2 separate regions of the Homo sapiens genome follow, and region 1 is linked to region 2. The links are chromatin loops, found by intact Hi-C in ENCODE. Cell type or tissue: Caco-2. All regions are shown on one strand. Each heading gives the region's core, and the rest is flanking DNA. Links, peaks and the distances in the headings are about the cores only. Region 1 holds the start of LINC02352 (long intergenic non-protein coding RNA 2352). Region 2 holds the start of TRPM1-AS1 (TRPM1 antisense RNA 1).

Region 1 (8,703 bases), core at 704-8,703, 190 kb before region 2:
CTCGTGCGGGTGACCAGCTGCGGCACGGCCAGCACGGCACAGGGAGGGAGGGGCTGTGCTGACCCTCAGGTGTCTCGCGGGGGCCCTTGGCGGTCCCAGCAGAGGGTTTGCCCGTGAGAAGGTCTGGAAGTGCTGCTTCTTACAGGGCTGCCTTCAATTATTTCAGCTGCTCCGAGGTATTTCAAAGTCAGACCAAATAAACATTTGTATCTAAAAAAGGCGAAACAGGGTCATTTGAAATGGAGAAGAAAGCCTTTCCCGTATCCGGAGGGTGTGGCCCGACATTCCGGAGCAGCGGCAAGGGTTCTCTCTGGTTCTGTGCCTGTGCCAGGGCACCTACCCCAGCCCCTGCTTCAGGAGGGAAGTTATTTTCTTTTAAATCAAATGTGTGGCGACCTAAGTTTCCTTTCCCTGATTTGCTCCGTGGTCACCCTGGGCCCCCTGCTGCTGTCAGGTCAACATCTTTAAAGGGCTCTCTGTGCTTTTCCTAAGAAGGGGACCACAACAGACTCGACAGGATCCACCGGTTGGGCCCAAGGCAGGAGGAAGGGCGGCGCCCCCAAACTCCCAGGACGCCTGCAGCACCCCCCACGCGCCGCTCTCCGCCTCTGGGGAGCATCCTGCCACCCCCCGACACACACACCCCGGCTACATCCCGCCTTCTCACGCTTGGTCAGGCGCTCTGGAGATGTCGGAGATCCAGGCTTTTCCTAAAGAGTCAGGATTGGAAGGCGGTGAGGGCATCAGGTTTTTTTTCTTCTCTTTTCTTCTAGCAATTACGCCCCCGTGGCTAAATTAAACTCCCATTGGCTAAATTAGGCTCGAAGAGAGGGGCACCTGCTGCTAAGCTGTGTATGTTGTCCCCTAGGACTCCCACCGTTTGCTGAGCTCCACATGACAACAGCAGACGACAGGCCGCACTGATCCCACCTGGCTTACAGGTGCTGTCACACAGGTACGCCTTCTTGTGAATCATCAGTCACCATTTGCCCCTCGCAGCAACCCTGTCTTGGAGGAAGGTCCTTGCCGACACCCGCCTCTCCCCACCCTTAGGCTCCCTTGCTCCTTCATTCAACCATTGTTTACATGTCGTTCAGGACTGCTGACTAAACACTTTCAAGCACAGTGGACCCTTGAACAACGCAGGTTCAAACTGTGCAGGTCCACCCACAGGGATGTTTTTCAATCAGAGTTATACCAAGTGTCCCTGCCTCTCCTGCCTCCCTTCCCACTTCCTCCATGTCTTCCTCTCTGCCACCCTGAGGCAGCAAGACCAGCCCCTCCTCCTCAGCCACTCAACATGAAGACAACGAGGATGAAGACTTCTATGATAATCCACTTCCACTTAGTAAATGCTTTCTCTTATGATATTCTTAATGACATTTTATTTTCCCAAGCTTAGTTTATTGTAAGAATACAGTATAAATACACATACAAAGTACGTGTTAACTGATTTTTTAATGTTACCAGTAAGGCTTCCAGTTAACAGTAGGCTATTTATTAGTTAAGTTTGGAGGGAGCCTGAAGTTATACAAGCTCTGACTGCGTGAGGGGTTGGCTCTCCAACCCTCACATTGTTCAAGGCTCAACTGCACCTCTCCTACCTATCTCCCCCACCCTCTGATGTAGTAGGATAAATATAAAAACACTTAGAAATCCTTGAAAACCAGGAAAAATGCCACCAACAGACTAGAACATTGGAGAATTTCTGGAAGATATAAAGCGGAGGAGATCAGATTCGTGGTGAAACGCAATAGAGCCAATGGCCTGCAGGTGGGAGACCATTTCAAGTCTGGAAATGGGGTAGGGTGGGGGCAGTGGAGAAGGAATGAGTCATGGAGCTTGGATACGGTAATCACACAAACGGCTACCCAGGTGGCTGAGGCAGTGTCCTGCCTGTCCCCAGGGTAAAGTCTGAGTGCAGCATTCAGACTGAAGACAAAGATGCACCGGGAGCCTCCAGAGCCAACACTGGCCCAAAGAGAGAAGCAGGGGCCCGCCCAGGTGACTGCCAGGCACTGTCAGCCACACTGACAGGGAGAGCGGCCCAGATGAGAGGCCCAGGAAGGCACTCTGCCTTTGCAACGTCCTGGCCTGTCTCCATGACCACAGGTGCCCAGTGGTGCCAGGGTTGCCAGACAGTGGTGGTTTAGTTGTGTGCAAGAACTACTCTGCACAGCAAGAATGATTGGTTGAGACTGACAGATCGCAAACACACTGCATTCAGGAACCCTTCACCCTCTCTTAGAAATGGCTGAGGGTCTCAGCGGGCTTTCATTCATATGAGTTTATCTATCAATATTTACGGTAGTAGAAGTTCAAGTGAAAAATAAATAAATATTCATTTATCTTAAAATAATAATGGCATGTTAACATAAATAACACTTATACATGCTGGGTGTGGTGGCTCACGCCTGTAATCCCAGCACTTTGGGAGGCCGAGGCGGGCGAGTCACCTGAGGTCGGGAGTTTGAGACCAGCCTGACCAACATGGTGAAACCCCATCTTTACCAAAAATACAAAAAATTAGCCAGGTGTGGTGGTGCGTGGCTGTAATCCCAGCTACTCAGGAGGCTGAGACAGGAGAACCGCTTGAACCCGGGAGGCAGAGGTTGCAGTGAGTTGAGATGGTGCCACTGCATTGCAGCCCGGGCAACAAGAGTGAAACTCTGTCTCAAAACAAAACAAACAAAACAAAAAAACTCCCCAATGTCTGGCTTAATAGCTGGATTTTCTTTTTTGTTGTTGTATTTTTTTATTTTTATGTATTTATGCATTTAATTTTTATGTATTCATATGTATTTAATTTTTTAAATTTATTTATTGAGACAGAGTCTCACTCTGACACCCAGGCTGCAATGCAGTGGCACAATCTTGGCTCACTGCAACCTCTGCCTCCCAGTTCAAGCAATCCTCCTGCCTCGGCCTCCCAAGTAGCTGGGATTACAGGAATGCACCACCACGCCTAGCTTTTTTTTTTTTTTTTTTTGTATTTTTAGTAGAGATGGCGTTTCACCATGTTGGCCAGGCTGGTCTCAAACTCCTGACCTCAAGTGGTCTGTCTGCCTCAGCCTCCCAAAGTGTTGAGATTACAGGCAGGAGCCGCCATGCCCAGCCAACAGCTGGATTTTCATACCTCCTTCTTTCAAGCTATAGTGATAACACACATCATGTAGACTCTGGAAAACTCCACTGAACACCCATTTGTATATGTGCTGCTGAAGTGAGCACCTGAACACCCATTAGGAAAAACAAGTCTTTTTTATTCCTATTAAATAGTTTTGGCTTTGCAGACACCCAGAAAGAGTCTTAAGAACCCTTAGGGGTCCATGGATCTCACTTTGAAAACCACTCTCTGGACGTTCATTTACAAATGGGATCAGACAATCAAAAATCCCCAGACATTTGAAGGAAACCAACAGCCTGCAGAAGAAGTAGACAGAACGCTGGAGAAAACAGGATAATAATGCAGGAATCAGAAGAAGACATTAAAATCAGCATAATTCATATCCTTTGAAAGGTTCAATAAAATATAACAACCAGTTAGATGGCAAGTGGGCACAGAGCAAATACACAAAAATCAATACTTTCCATAGATACCATTAAATAATCAATAGGAGAGGACATTTGCAATACCAACAACAATCATAAATAATCTAGGCATAGGCATAACCAAAATTCTGGAGAACCTACATGAAGAAAAATGTTTAATCGTATTAAAGGACATAAATTGAGAGATGTATTATGTTTCCCGTAGGAAGCTTCAATATTGTAAAAGTGGCAATTATTTGAGTTGCTCCGTGAACTGTCCTCTGCATTATACTAGGTTGAGTGGGATTTCTGTCAAGAGTATGCACCAAGAGTCATAACTAATATATCTTGTAGGTCAGCAGTCCCCAGCCTTTTTGGCACCAGGGACCAGTTTCATGGAAGACAATTTTTCCACAGACACAGGCTGAGCGGGGGATGGTTTCAGGGTGAACCTGTTCCACCTCAGATCATCAGGCATTAAGAGTCTTTTAAGGAATGTGCAACCTAGATCCCTCATACGCACAGTTCACAGTAGGGTTTGTGCTCCTATGAGAATCTAATGTCGCTGCTGGTCTGACAGGAGGCGGAGCTCAGGTGGTCATGCTCCCGCGCCTGCTACTCATCTTCTGCTATGTAGCCTGGTTCTTAACAAACCACAGACAGGGAATAGTCTGCAGCCCCGGGTTTGGGGACCACTGCTCTAGGTTGAAAGCCGCTCCAAATAAAATAAAGAGACAAGTGACTGATTACAAGATGTTTGCAAGATATATAATAGTCAAAAGGTTAATATACTTAATATATAACATTCCTGGAGTCATAACATTTTAAGACAAAGAACCTTAAAATACAGGCAGATAATAGAAGCTAAATGACAAGTATCTACATGCATGAAAACGAATCAACCTCTGAATTAGTTAGGGTAAAGCTCACCTGCTCTAACAAAGAGGCCTGATGATACAGAGGCTAGAAGAATAAACAGATTTGTTTCTGTATTAGGTTCTCCAGAGAACAGAACCAATAGGAGAAACACACACACACACACACATATATATATGATAAGTATGTGTATATTTATCTAATATATATTATAGATCTATATTAGACATTACATAGGCTATATATATACACAGACACACATGCACACACATTTATTTTAAGGAATTTTGAAGAATTTATTTTAGGGAACTGTTGTAAGGGATTCATTTTAAGGAATTGGCTTCTGCGGTTGTGGAGGCTTGGCAAATCCAAAATCTGCAGAGTAAGCCGGTAGGCTGGAGACCGATATTACAAGTTGGAGTTCACAAGCAGTTGGCCAGCAGAATTCCTCCTTGCTCAGAGCAGGTCAGTCTCTTTTCTCTTAAGGTCTTCAACTGATGGGATGAGATCTGCCCACATTGTGGAGAATAATCTGCTTTACTCAAAATCTTCTGATTTAAATGCTAATCTTATCTTAAAAAGTACTTTCACCGGTTGTGGTAGCTCAGGCCTGTAATCCCAGCACTTTGGGAAGCCAAGGTGGGCAGATCACTTCAGGTCAGGAGACCAGCCTGGCCAACATGGTGAAACCCCATCTCTACTAAAAATACAAAAATTAGCCAGGCATGGTGGCACATGCCTGTAATCCCAGCTACTTGGGAGGCTGAGGCACGAGAATCACTTGAACCTGGGAGGTGGAGGTTGCAGTGAGCCAAGATTGTGCCACCGCACTCCAGCCTGGGCAACAGAGTGAGACTGTCTCAATCAATCAATCAATTAATCAATACCTTCATAAAAACATCTAGAATAGTGTCTAATCAAATATCTGAGCGATGTAGCCAGATATTTAAGTTAACACATAAAATGTGCCATCCCTCTTTCTTTCTCAGGTTATGGATCTGAGCTGAGCAGCAGCTCTGCTCCTCCTGGTCCCCCCAAACCCCAGGACCCTTCTCTCCTGCTGCTCGCCTCCCCTTGGGCACTGCCACAGCCAGATTCTAGGCAGCTTGGAGGCCGAGGTACAGAAGAGGCTCCTATCACAGGCCTGCTCTTACTCTGTCACTGAGAACTTGGTCCTGTGGACAAGCCTAACTGTAAAGCAGGCTGGAATTGTAGTTGAGCTCAGCAGCTGCTGCCCAGCCACAGATCTGTTGGGTTGGAAGAAAAGGAACATGGATTGTTTTTTCCCTTTAGTGGAGGTGAGGTCTTGCTATGTTGCCCAGGTTGGCTTGAATTCCTGAGTTCAAGCGATCTTCCTACCTTAGCCTCCCAAAGTGCTAGGATTACAGGCATGAGCAAACCAAGAAGTCTCTACCCAACCTCCCTGTTAAAAAGGAAATGTAAACTAAATCCATGAACTACTTTCTTTTTTTTTGCTTATCAGATTGGCAAAAATTAAAAGTTTGTAATCAGTTGTATGTATCAGACAGGAGGGTTCTTAACCCATAGTAACAACTACAGAAAAAGATCTTATTTTGGAGGGCACTCCGAATCTTGAGGATGCAGGAGGAACAGGCTTGGAAAATGAGCAGGTGTCAAGAGGCCTCCCTAGGTCAATGGCAGAAGCAGGCTTGCTTGGACACTTTGGCCATGGGACATGATGCCACAGCTGGACAGAGTCATGGCCAGGCAATGCCACTAGCACCCCCATTGGACATTCTCTGCCTGTCCCAGGTCTGCAGATGCAGGGCCCTGGGGTTCTCTGCCCAAATGTCACCGTGCCCATTACCAGGGCCATCTGGGCCTGTTGAAGCTTCCCTCTTCCTCACTCTATGACCTGAAGGGGATGGAGGGTCCTTTTCTGGTGGGGTGGGGGTGGGGGTTGGGGAGGTGGAGGTCCAGTATGGAGCTTGAACCGGCAGGCTGGTGTAAGGTCCCCACTCTTTTGGAGGGTTTTACTAATGTCTCTAGGAATCTCAAACACACGGCCAGGCGCGGTGGCTCACGCTTGTAATCCCAGAACTTTGGGAGGCCGAGGCGGGTGGATCACAATGTGAGGAGTTCAAGACCAGCCTGGCCAACACAGTGAAACCCTATCTCTACTTAAAATACAAAAATCAGCTGGGCATAGTGGCAGGCCTGTAATCCCAGATATTTGGGAGGCTGAGGCAGGAGAACCGCTTGAACCCAGGAGGCGGAGGTTGCAGTGAGCTGAGATCGTGCCACTGCACTCCAGCCTGGGCGACAGAGCTAGACTCCATCTCAGAAAAAAAAAGAAAAAAGAAAAATCTCAATGCCACATAGCCAGTAGTTCCTCTTCTAGGAATCTTCCATTGGTTGCAGAAAAGAACATATTCTTAGTGTAAACAGTAATTCATGGAATAATACGCATATAAAAGTGGGAGGCCTCGTTGTTAACCTTATGAGCTCTGGAGTCAGGCTCAAATTCTGACTTCTGTACTTAGTAGCTGTGTGATCCTGGGCAGGCTACTTAACCTCTCTGTGCCTTAGGCGCCTCATCTGAAAAATGCGAGTAATAGTAATAAACTTTACTGAGGTTCGTGGTGATTAAATTAATATTTGCAAAGTGCTCAGAACTAGATCTTGGCATTTGATGAATACTGATTACCCATTAATTCTTTTTATGATATCCTGACCCCGTTTCTTCCATACAAAGCAGGTTAACATGCATCCGTGCATGTTGGTATGTGCCCAGAACTGTACACACGCACCCATTAACAATGGCTGCCTGGAAGTAGGGGTAAGAAGGAAGTGTGAGTATCCATGTCCCTTTGTGATAGATTTATTTGTGAATTACTGTAACTTCCTACATCAGGCACTGACACTTGTGGACAGGTGGGTAGGTAATAGGTAGTAGCTATACACAGGGGTGAACAAGGACCAAGCAGGCAAAGCCCCTGCCCTGGCACAGGGGACTCTTCCAGGTCTAACTCAGGCAGTGTAAGAACGCCCCAAGGGGCCTGGGATGCCCAGGAGCAGGGAAAGGGACTGAGGACCGGCGCTTCCCAGTGCCAGGCCACGGCACTCAGCATTAGCCACCCTGCTCCTGGAGGTTCTGGGGCCAGATGTCCCCCCAAGTACGCACGGTCATTCAGTGAACAAGTGCTCTCATCTGGAAGCGCACACGCCTCCGGCGGGCTGAACTGTGGAGAGGGTCCAGGCTCCACAGCGAACCGCCTCCCAGCAACCGGGCTCGCCCATCGGAGGCAGAGGTCTGGCAGGAAGGGCTGGGAAGGGCGGGGTCGGTGCGGCCTGACCCCTACACCCCTTAGGCCTGGAGGCGGATGTGCACTTCGCCCATTTCAACATTTCCTCCCCGGCTGGCCTCGGCCCAGGAAAGAGGCAGGGGTGCGGTTTCCCTCCGCCTCTCCCTCAGCCCTTCTCTCCCGCACCCCTCCTCCTCCTCCCACCGCTCCTTCCTCTCCTCCTTTCCCGCACCCCTCCTTTCTTTCTCGCTCATCTCTCTGCCCTCCTTGCCCCCTTCTTCTGCCCCTCCCCCTCCGCCTCCCCCTTCCCCTCCGCCTCCCCCTCCCCCTCCCCGGGTCCTCTCCCTCCCGTTCCCCCGCCTTGCCCTCCTCCTCCTCCTCGCGGCCCCCGCCCCGGAAACCTGGCTCGCCCCGGGAGGCTGAGGTGGGGCGCGCGGGGTGGTTCAGGGGCCCATCCTCTCCGCCTCCCGCGCGCCCCGCCCGACGGCTCGCACCTGCTTGGCGGCGGCCGCTGGATTCTCGGCCTCGGGCTGAGGAGGCAGGAGGGAAAGTGGGTCAGCGCGGGGCCGCGGCAGGGCTGCTGTTGTGCTTGGAAAGGGGCCCGGGGTGCCGGAGGCCTCTCCCAGGCGCGGCGGCAGGAGCGCCCGCGCGTGACACTCCAGGCACAAAGGGGCCGGGCCGCCGCCTGCACTGGGGCTCGGGCGTGCGGGGAGAGGCTGTCGGGCGCCGCACGCATGGACTGTGTTCCCCTTCCCGGCCACGGCTCGGGGCGGCGGGGGCCCGGGGCTCTCCTGTCCCCGAGCGATGTCCCCAAGGCCTAACACCGCGAGCCGGAGCTAGCAGGCGCCCACCACGCCCGCTCTTCGTTCGCCCCACCCGGGCTAGGTCTGGGCGGCTCCCTCCTCCGGACGCTGTCCCCGCCGCCCCGCCCTGCCCCCTGGTGTCAGCCACAGGCCTCAGCAGCCTGGCGTCCTCCTCCTGGGAGCATTTTTCTGACACCTCTGGGGGACCCGGTCCCCTGACCCCTACG
Region 2 (8,687 bases), core at 1-8,000:
TGATGTTAAATAATTAGAAGCCACAATGACTTTCAAATGGATAACGATAAAGGGAAAAAACATAAAGATACATTTGTCTGCTTAAAAATGAAGACTTTTATATTTGAAAGCCACAATAAAGAAATGGGAAAATGTTTAGAAATATGACAAATAATGACTATCTCTGAGCGCAGATATGAGTTTCTGACTTTTTTCTTTGTGTGAGTTGTTTTTTTTTTGAGACAACTGGGAGTCTCGCTCAGTCACCCAGGCTGGAGTACAGTGGCTCGATCTCGGCTCACTGCAAGCTCTGCCTCCCGGGTTCACGCCATTCTCCTGCCTCAGACTCCCGAGTAGCTGGGGCTACAGAGTTTATTTTTTCCCATGGAAAAAATATTGCTTATGAAATAAGAAAGAATCATATTAAAAAAGAAATAGGTATTGAAAAACATATGTAAGAGATATTTATCCTTTTCATTATATGTAAAAAGCAAAGACAAAACTATTTTTTTCTTTCAGCTCCTTGTGGTGAGAACCTATATGATGAGGAGGGCAAGCGGCTTCCTCCCTGTATCCCCGGCGCCTGGCTCACTCCAGCACTCATGGCGTGCTATCTACTGGTCGCCAACATCCTGCTGGTGAACCTGCTGATTGCTGTGTTCAAGTACGTGTCACAGCCGATGACCACATGCTTATTATTTATTACTGTACAGATTTTCCATTTAATCTCAGAACGCTCCCAAGATACCAATATATTTGCAGATAATTTCATTAGGGTTTTTAAGTAGATCCAATTTTTGCAGTCTCTTTGTTCAAACTTAATCAGTCTTAATGTATTCATAAATCAAGAGTTGACACTTAAATACATTTAAATTTAATCTTGGTTAGTATTTTAACACTTTAGCATGTATTTTAATCTAATGAAAATATTTTCTTAGATGAAAGTCTCCTGGGGTACAGAATATTTGATTAAGTCATGCTTTTTATTCATCAGCAGAGGTGGAAAAGGCAATATGAGTTTCATAAGCTGTTACAATTACTGTAATACTAGTAAAGCATTTTTTTCTGATCATTTATAGAATACAAGATAAAATGGCCTAAGAAAAAAATGGCTTAAAGGGTTAAATCGAGTTTCTTATAAAACCTGCCTATTTGGCATGTTGTGTTGAGTATGTTGACCATGCTCAATAAATATTGAAAAAAATGATTTTAGCTTCTAAGATGAAAAATATAGAGGGAAAAATCCTTCACAGAAATATGCAATCTTAGAATTGAACAGGGCATTGGAGAAAACCTGGTCCAAACTTCTGGCTTGAGAGATGAGAAAACTAAGGTCAGGGAAGGTAACTGGTTTTCCTAAGGTCCCAGTATTGGTAGACAATGAAATCATGCACTTACTGCTTCCTGTTGGAAGCTAAAATAAGACAAAGATTGTACCTACCCCATGTCCAAAATAACGAACCTTCAATCAAATAAGTTCAATAACTAATTAATTCAGTTGAAAAAAAAGTAGTCATCTACTTGTTAGACAGAATTGAAAGTTTAAACATGTGAAAGCATTTAGTTAAATGGCTTATACCGCTACACATAGGAAATTAAATTTCCTGAGTATATGAGTAGATTGTGGTGTGGTTTTTCAAGAAAGCAGTACATAGCAATTTATTACACTTAGCTATTTATGAATACAATGTCCTTAAGCACAGATAATCCACATTGATGGATAAACCAAAAGATTGGATAATCAAGGAATCAGTACTAAAGGGCACTAAAAGGCCATCTCATTGAGTATTTTCACTTAAATGTGAGTAACTTTGACTGCTCTGGGAAATCACTATAAAAAGTAATATAACTAACTGTAAAAATGTCTTCTTTTTAAAGCAATACCTTCTTTGAAGTAAAATCAATATCCAACCAGGTGTGGAAGTTCCAGCGATATCAGCTGATTATGACATTTCATGACAGGCCAGTCCTGCCCCCACCGATGATCATTTTAAGCCACATCTACATCATCATTATGCGTCTCAGCGGCCGCTGCAGGAAAAAGAGAGAAGGGGACCAAGAGGAACGGGATCGTGGATTGAGTATGTGCAGGGCTCTTCATTTCTAAGTTGGGCTGATTTCAAAATAGTGTTCAAATTGGACATCCTCACAGAAATCTCACTCAACTACTTGCTCGTGTGAAAAGCACCACACTCAGTCCAACTGCTGTTCTTTTCAAAAGGCTTCTCATTTTGTACCCATTTTATTCTAGTTTCGTTAATTTGTTAGTAATTAATATTAGGAAAGCCAGCTCATAGAGACCAGAAGTTGAGCTAATTCTCTAAAATAACTCTACTCTGTAAATTTCTATATAAATTCAATGCTCCTTTCAAAACGTCTTAATTTGTTGCATCTAAAGAAAATGAGAAAATAATGCTATACGTTTGACTCTATTCATAAAAATAAGTGCAAAAAGTTTTCCAGGAAATATTACTTGGCTTTACTTTCCCAGTAAATGTAATTTTGTTTTTTATGTTTAAAAGCGGGCCGTTTGGCTCCAACTGATAGAGGGTTGGGGCGTATGACAACCCCTTTTTAGATAAAAATCAATTGGAGTAGTGGCGAACTGCCTTAGGAGTGGCGGAGAAGAGAGCTTAATTAAAGTGGGGCTGTGAAATTCTCATTGACGCCACGAAACTGATTCTTCTTGTTTTTCACGTGGCCGACACTTCTCCCTTCACACAGAGCTCTTCCTTAGCGACGAGGAGCTAAAGAGGCTGCATGAGTTCGAGGAGCAGTGCGTGCAGGAGCACTTCCGGGAGAAGGAGGATGAGCAGCAGTCGTCCAGCGACGAGCGCATCCGGGTCACTTCTGAAAGGTACGTGTAGCGTCCCCACCGCGGGCCCGTGAGCCAAGGGTTTGCTGACTCGGGCGCCCCACTCTATGGGGGATGCCAGAGTTCATTTAAACATGCACTCCGAGTTCTCCTGTTTTATTTAAACTTTAGGTTTTAACGTGGTTCCCACGAAATAGTGAGAAAGTTACTAGGTAATAACTGTGCATTGGATATAGAAGGGAATGACATTTATTTATCCTGGGCCGAAAGAAAACCTAACAGTTGACTACCTTCACCCCCTACCCCAAAGTGGGGGTGTTTCCGCAAGGTTAATGGAAGCTACAGAAAGCCATCCTTCTCCCAGCTCTTGTTCCTAACTTCCCTTTGCGAGCATGGTCCTCCCCAGGGGACTGCCCTCCTCATCCGGCCTAGCTGCTTGCTGCACCTTGGCAACACCTTTCCCAGCCTCACAGGGCAGAGGAAAAGGCTCCCTCCTGGGGCTCCCCTGAGAGTGGGAACTGGGAGGGGTGGGGTGCAGGGTGGGGGGTGAGGTGTCTGGCCCCATGAGGGTGGGATCCGCTAAACTAGGGCAGGGTGTGTCTTTCAGACACCTTCACATCCGCAGTACCCAGCAAGGTCAGCCTAATCTCCGCGGTGATGCTTAATAAATGCAGAGTGAATGAATGCAGGATGTGTGAACCAGTGAATGAGTAAATGAAGTCAGGTCGCGAGGTACAGAAATGGTGACATTTTCCAAACTTCGTAGTATTGCTCTACCCTAAGCTAGGAAAGAGCAACTGGCAAAGGGTAGACAGGAGCAATGGACCTTCACTGTCTGCACTTTTTATCACGTAAGTTTTGAGAGCCTTTATCATTTACTAAAAGCATTTTCAGCCTGCTAAAGATCTTGGTGACTGATAACACGCTGTTCCAAAGGGTTTCACTAACAACGTGGCCAGAAGGATGAGCTCAGAGGAGCCATGCCTAGCTCTGCTTTCTATCCTTGAGTACACAGAATTAAAGTTTCCTAACAGACACATTGAGAGCCATAAAAACAGGGTGGGACTTCAAAAAGATATTGCAGCTGACAGTTCCCAAACAATTACAACAGAATTCACAGATGCACCTTAGGTCTCCCTGGTGCATGTTGAGGCCAGTGAACTCTGCCCCAGCCCACAGGAGGGGAGATGGCAACTGTGGGTCCCTGGCCTCGGTTCCCTCCTAGACCCAGTCACCTTGTGACCCAACCAAATCCAACCAGCTAAACTCTAGGGTTACCTGCACCACCTTTCTTCCTTACCAAGGTGAATTTTTAATAAAACTTTGAAATGTTTCTTTGATGCTTTAACAGTAATTGCTAAACTTTCAAGGTATAAAAATTATTTCTTCATGAGAAAGTTAAGGTACCCCATGTAATCCAATTTCCACTTTTTAGTTAGACATTAACTTGAACGTAATTTTAACCAGTCATTTACAATGGAGATTGTGTTTTGTTTTGCTCTGCCTCCCCCTCTCCCTTCCCCGGCATTCCTTGGATTTTTACCATTCTTGGACCAAAGCTGCAAGAGTGTGGTTATCAGGTCACTACCAAATTGCATTTTTCTCTGGGGGCTCTGTGCACACGTAATAGGGATGAAAGTGTGTAGGGCAGAGAAAACATGCTGCTTCCTGTTTCCCTCGGCTGAGATCCCAGGAGCGATGGGAGCACATTCTTGCCCCTCCATTTCCCTTGGCCTTGTCAGGCTGACTCACAGGTGAATGCCCAAGACAGAAAGAGGAGAAGGCTTGAGGAGAAGGGAGTTTTCCTTCCCTCTTAGCCAAGCCAGCTGAGAAGCAAGGGATAAGGTGGGAGGATGGAAATAAAAGTAGCTATTTGGGCACCTGTGACTACTTTAAAAATCACACTTGAAGTACTCAAGCATTTCTGCCATTTCTTTAATATTCTTTCTATATAAAATTAGTTTTATTTTCTGCATCACCATTTCCCATTTGATGATTTTCCTGCTCTTCTCTCGGTCGTGTCTTCGCCAGCACTATTCAGTCTGTAGGGTCTGGTTAGGAGCATGTCAGCCCCTGCCTTGTCTCCCTGTTGTCTTGGTAGCTTTCAGAGCTGAGCTACCAATTCTCATGACTCAGTTTTACAGGCGTGTTCACACAGGATGGGTACCCATTAATCATTCTCCTCCACGCAGGGTGCTTTTAGTGCTTCTGTGCAGAAACCAAATTCATGGTTCTCTCCTAATGTTTGGAAATTTACCTATAAAATGCTAACAATTTAACCATTTATTTTTTCTCAAAAAGTTCCAACATTTTGTAAGATCCAACATTCAGTCCTGCAATGAGATTTGCAATACGATTCAGCATTGATTGACACAACACTGGGTCAGTCCTACCAACCACGCCCACTTAGATGTCATAGGGGCCCTGCTCTCAGGGTTCTCCTCCCAAACTTGCACTCCAGTCTCTGTGAATGGCATCGCCATTAAGCTCAGTTAGCAAACTGGCAAATCATTGTGGCACCTCCCTCTTCTTCACTAACAATCATCAAGTTCTGTTTACTTCCCCTCGTGAATACATCCTGATCCACTTATTTTTTTCATCCCTACCCCAACGCACCTAGTACAGGCTTCCATCATTTTCCACTTCCATTCCTGTAGCTGCCCCTACCTGAGCTCTCCATATTTGTTTCTGCTGTTTCAATCCATGTTGCACTGTCAGCTCTCATGGGGTCCTGTTCCCTCCTGCACTGGCTTTCCTGAAAAACCCTCTGTGGCCCCCACTGTCCTCAGGCCTGCAAGGCCCTGCCCTCTCTCTGGCTTTGCCATGCACTATCTTCTCCTTCATGCTCTGTATTCCATTTCTCTTTCATTTCCTCAAAGCACTGCTTCCTTCCTGCCACAGGGGCTCTGCATGGGCTGTGCCCTCTGTCTGATGCACCTCACCCTCCTTCCCTGCTCCTCTTCCTTGGATCTCTGCCCAAATGCCAATTCCTTATGGAAAACTTCACCACCTCACACCTTAGACTAGGTCAGGACCCTCAGGCCTTAAGCTGCATGAAGGCAGGGCCATGTCTGGGTTTGGTCCACCATGATATACCTAGAGCCTGCACATATCCACATAGTAGGAGCCAGACTTTTGTTTCTGTTTTTGTTTTTGTTTTTGTTTTTGAGACAAGGTCTCGCTCTGTGCCCAGTGCAGTGGCACAATCAGGTCTCACCACAGCCTCAACCTCCTGGACTCAAGCGAGCCTTCTGCATCAGCCTCTGAAGTAGCTGGGAATACATGTATGTGCCACCACGCCCAGCTAATTTTTTTTATTTTTTATTTTAGTAGAGAGGAAGTCTCACTGTGTTGCCCAGGCAGGTCTCAAACTCCTGGCCTCAGCAATCCTGCCTCAGCCTCGAGATTTTTTTGAACGAATGGATGACTTAAAAGCTTTTCTCCTGATTCGAATATAAATTTCTATCCCATCCTTAATGAGTTCCCTCATGGAATATCAAAAAGGAAACCAGCTATGCTCCCTCCAGGTTCAAGACACTGGTTTTACTATAAGGAAGTAGGAGCAGACTCAAGAGCCAAAGGATTGTGCCACAGGAAGGATAACAAGTGTTGGTGTTGGCACCATCTTTTTGCTCAAAGGGATAACATCAAAGAGCCATGAGGGCTGGTGGGATAAGAACATTTTATAAACAACTCCTTTTTTATTATTATTTGTAGAAACAGGGTCTCACTATGTTGCCCAGGCTGATCTCAAACTCCTGGGCTCAAGCTATCCTCCTGCCTCAGCCTTCCAAAATGCTGGGATTACAGGCATGGGCCACCATGTCTGGTCAACTTCTGGCAGCATGGCCAAAGTAGACCTCGTCAACCCATGTGTTCTGTCCTCATTGCTCCAGGAGAATATTTGGCAACATGAGTCCTTATCATTGGGAGATTTGAGGCTATCTGTGTCTTCTGCACATCCACTACGGAGCACACTGTTCTCTTTGTGGTTCAGCATCCCTTATCACAGGTTCACAGGTTCAAGAGCAATTGGGCTAGAAAGAATCTTTCCTGACAAAATTTTGTCAGAGACCCAACTTCCTTTTCTCAATGAGAATTATGTTATCCAGTGTGTTTTCCTTTTTTCCATGGCTTCAAGGAAGCTTAACACCAAACTTAATATTAAATTATCAAATATATTACTATAGGATTTTGAAATATGTGGGGTACGTTGCCTCTTCTCTGCTTTTTTTATATCGTCTACCTCCATTTACATACATTTTATTAATGTCTGACATTTCACAATATGCAGGATATAACTCATAAATTATACATTTTAAGTGTAGTTGGCCTTGTGCTTAAGAAGCTATGGGTCTTAGATGAGCTAAACCTATAATAGCATTTTCTGATTCCCCCAAAACTTTCTGGATTAAGTGGTTTCTTGTCAGATTTGTGGATATGGATTAAAGTGTTTTGTCTTTTTTTTTTTTTTTTTTAATTCTAGAGACAGGGTACTGCTTTGTTGCCCAGGCTGGAGTACAGTGGGATGATCATAGCTCACTACAGCCTCCAGTTCCTGGGCTCAAGTGAGTCTACTGCCTCAGCTTCCTGAGTAGCTGAGGCTACAGGCGTGCACCACCACACCCAGCTAATTTTTGCATATTTTGTAGATACAGGATCTCACTATGTTGCCCAGGCTGGTCTGGAACTCCTGGCCTCAAGCGGTCCTCCCGCCTTAGCCTCCCAAAGTGCTGGGATTACAGGCATGAGACATCATGCCCCATCCTGGATTGCCTGCAGGCTTGATGGGAAATCAGCAATTTGTGGCTTTGAAATCTTTTTATTTGGCATCCTCTTCCCATGTGACCAGAAAGAGAAATGGCTGGTAATGGAGACCTACCTAGAAGAAACAAGATAGTAACTAGAGGAACTGAAAGAGAGATCAGTCTTAGGAAGGAGGTGGGGGATTCTTTGCATGTAGAGAAGGTTGTAGAACGGCAAATGCGCAGTGATGGGGAAGACATTTGGGGATGATCCTGTCTGAATACCTTAATCTTCTAAATTCATAGGGTTCAAGGTTGCTTGGATAATAGGAAGGAGATGGCTTAAATGTTGAAATTTTGATGTGCCAGTGGATGACACCCTTGTTCCTGATCTGACTTTGAAAGCCAATTCAGAGACAGATGCAGACTTCAGGAGGATAGAGAAAAAAAAATCAGTTTTATTAGTAATAAAAGTTGTACTGGAGGGTGTGGCTTCGTTCTTGCCTACTACTCACCCAGAATTAGGAATACCCACTTAGCCACAGGCAGCACCAGCCACCACAGGCCTCGCTTCCCACAGGCAGAGTTTAGCCTGCGCGCTAAGCCTACCAGAAGACCAAGACAGAGAGACAAGCATGCAGTATCCTGGTCCCCAATCTCCAACCAAATGAGCCGTCCTCCTCCAAAATAAATAAAGGCCTGGAATGAGGTCAGAGCATTACTAATGAAAAGTCCACATACATAGAAAGAAAAACTAGGCATGGGCAAAGTGTACCTCTCCAACAATCAACATCACTGACTTAAAGCCAGTAGGAAGGATTCAAGTCAAGTGAGTTCACTTTTAGGGGGAATATGGCAGGAAAGGAGATAACCAGGATTGCTTGGCAGGAATAACAAAGATGCAAGTTAAATTAGATAACATGGCTTTGTACTGGGCCAGGTCAGTGTGGTTCCCATGACCTTCATCGGTGACACCGTACAGCCGAAAGGCAGGGATACAGAAAGACAACTGTACATACGGCATGGATGCTGAAGGAGGCCATGCGCCCAAAAACCAGTCTGTGGAGAGACCTCAAAGATGCTAGTGTTTGCAAATGGCAGCATAAACATACGACATTGCCTCCAGGCACCAAATATCCTTGCTTAGT

The links. A loop is a pair of places that touch in the nucleus more often than their neighbours do. Peaks named below come from ENCODE experiments on the same cell type or tissue, not always from the same donor. Only the 100,000 strongest peaks of a DNase experiment are listed, where the experiment ranks them.
Region 1: a loop joins it to region 2, with 26 times the contacts of the local background. A loop is called at or near these places in 1 of 110 quality-filtered maps.

What each region holds. Positions count from the first base shown.
Region 1 is chr15:31,215,502-31,224,204 of GRCh38, reverse strand. It overlaps LINC02352 (long intergenic non-protein coding RNA 2352), which reads right to left and starts at 8,184. Exons shown (of 2, transcript NR_135834.1): 1 at 8,168-8,184; 2 at 1-210. It overlaps LINC03034 (long intergenic non-protein coding RNA 3034), which reads left to right. Exons shown (of 4, transcript NR_171016.1): 3 at 493-734; 4 at 869-1,438. LOC124903454 (a long non-coding RNA gene) reads right to left here and starts at 7,891. Exons shown (of 2, transcript XR_007064556.1): 1 at 7,076-7,891; 2 at 4,679-4,916. In Caco-2, for the core only: CTCF peaks have their summits at 8,435 and 8,635 (motif pointing left); DNase peaks (open chromatin) are centred at 7,744, 8,233 and 8,604; H3K4me3 peaks cover 1,268 bases.
Region 2 is chr15:31,020,288-31,028,974 of GRCh38, reverse strand. TRPM1 (transient receptor potential cation channel subfamily M member 1) reads left to right here. Exons shown (of 28, transcript NM_001252024.2): 25 at 499-643; 26 at 1,858-2,060; 27 at 2,704-2,836. TRPM1-AS1 (TRPM1 antisense RNA 1) reads right to left here and starts at 2,103. Exons shown (of 5, transcript XR_932056.2): 1 at 1,864-2,103. RefSeq lists enhancers at 1,895-3,094, 4,275-4,569. In Caco-2, for the core only: no CTCF peak of the experiment used is centred there; DNase peaks (open chromatin) are centred at 3,864 and 4,424; H3K4me3 peaks cover 194 bases.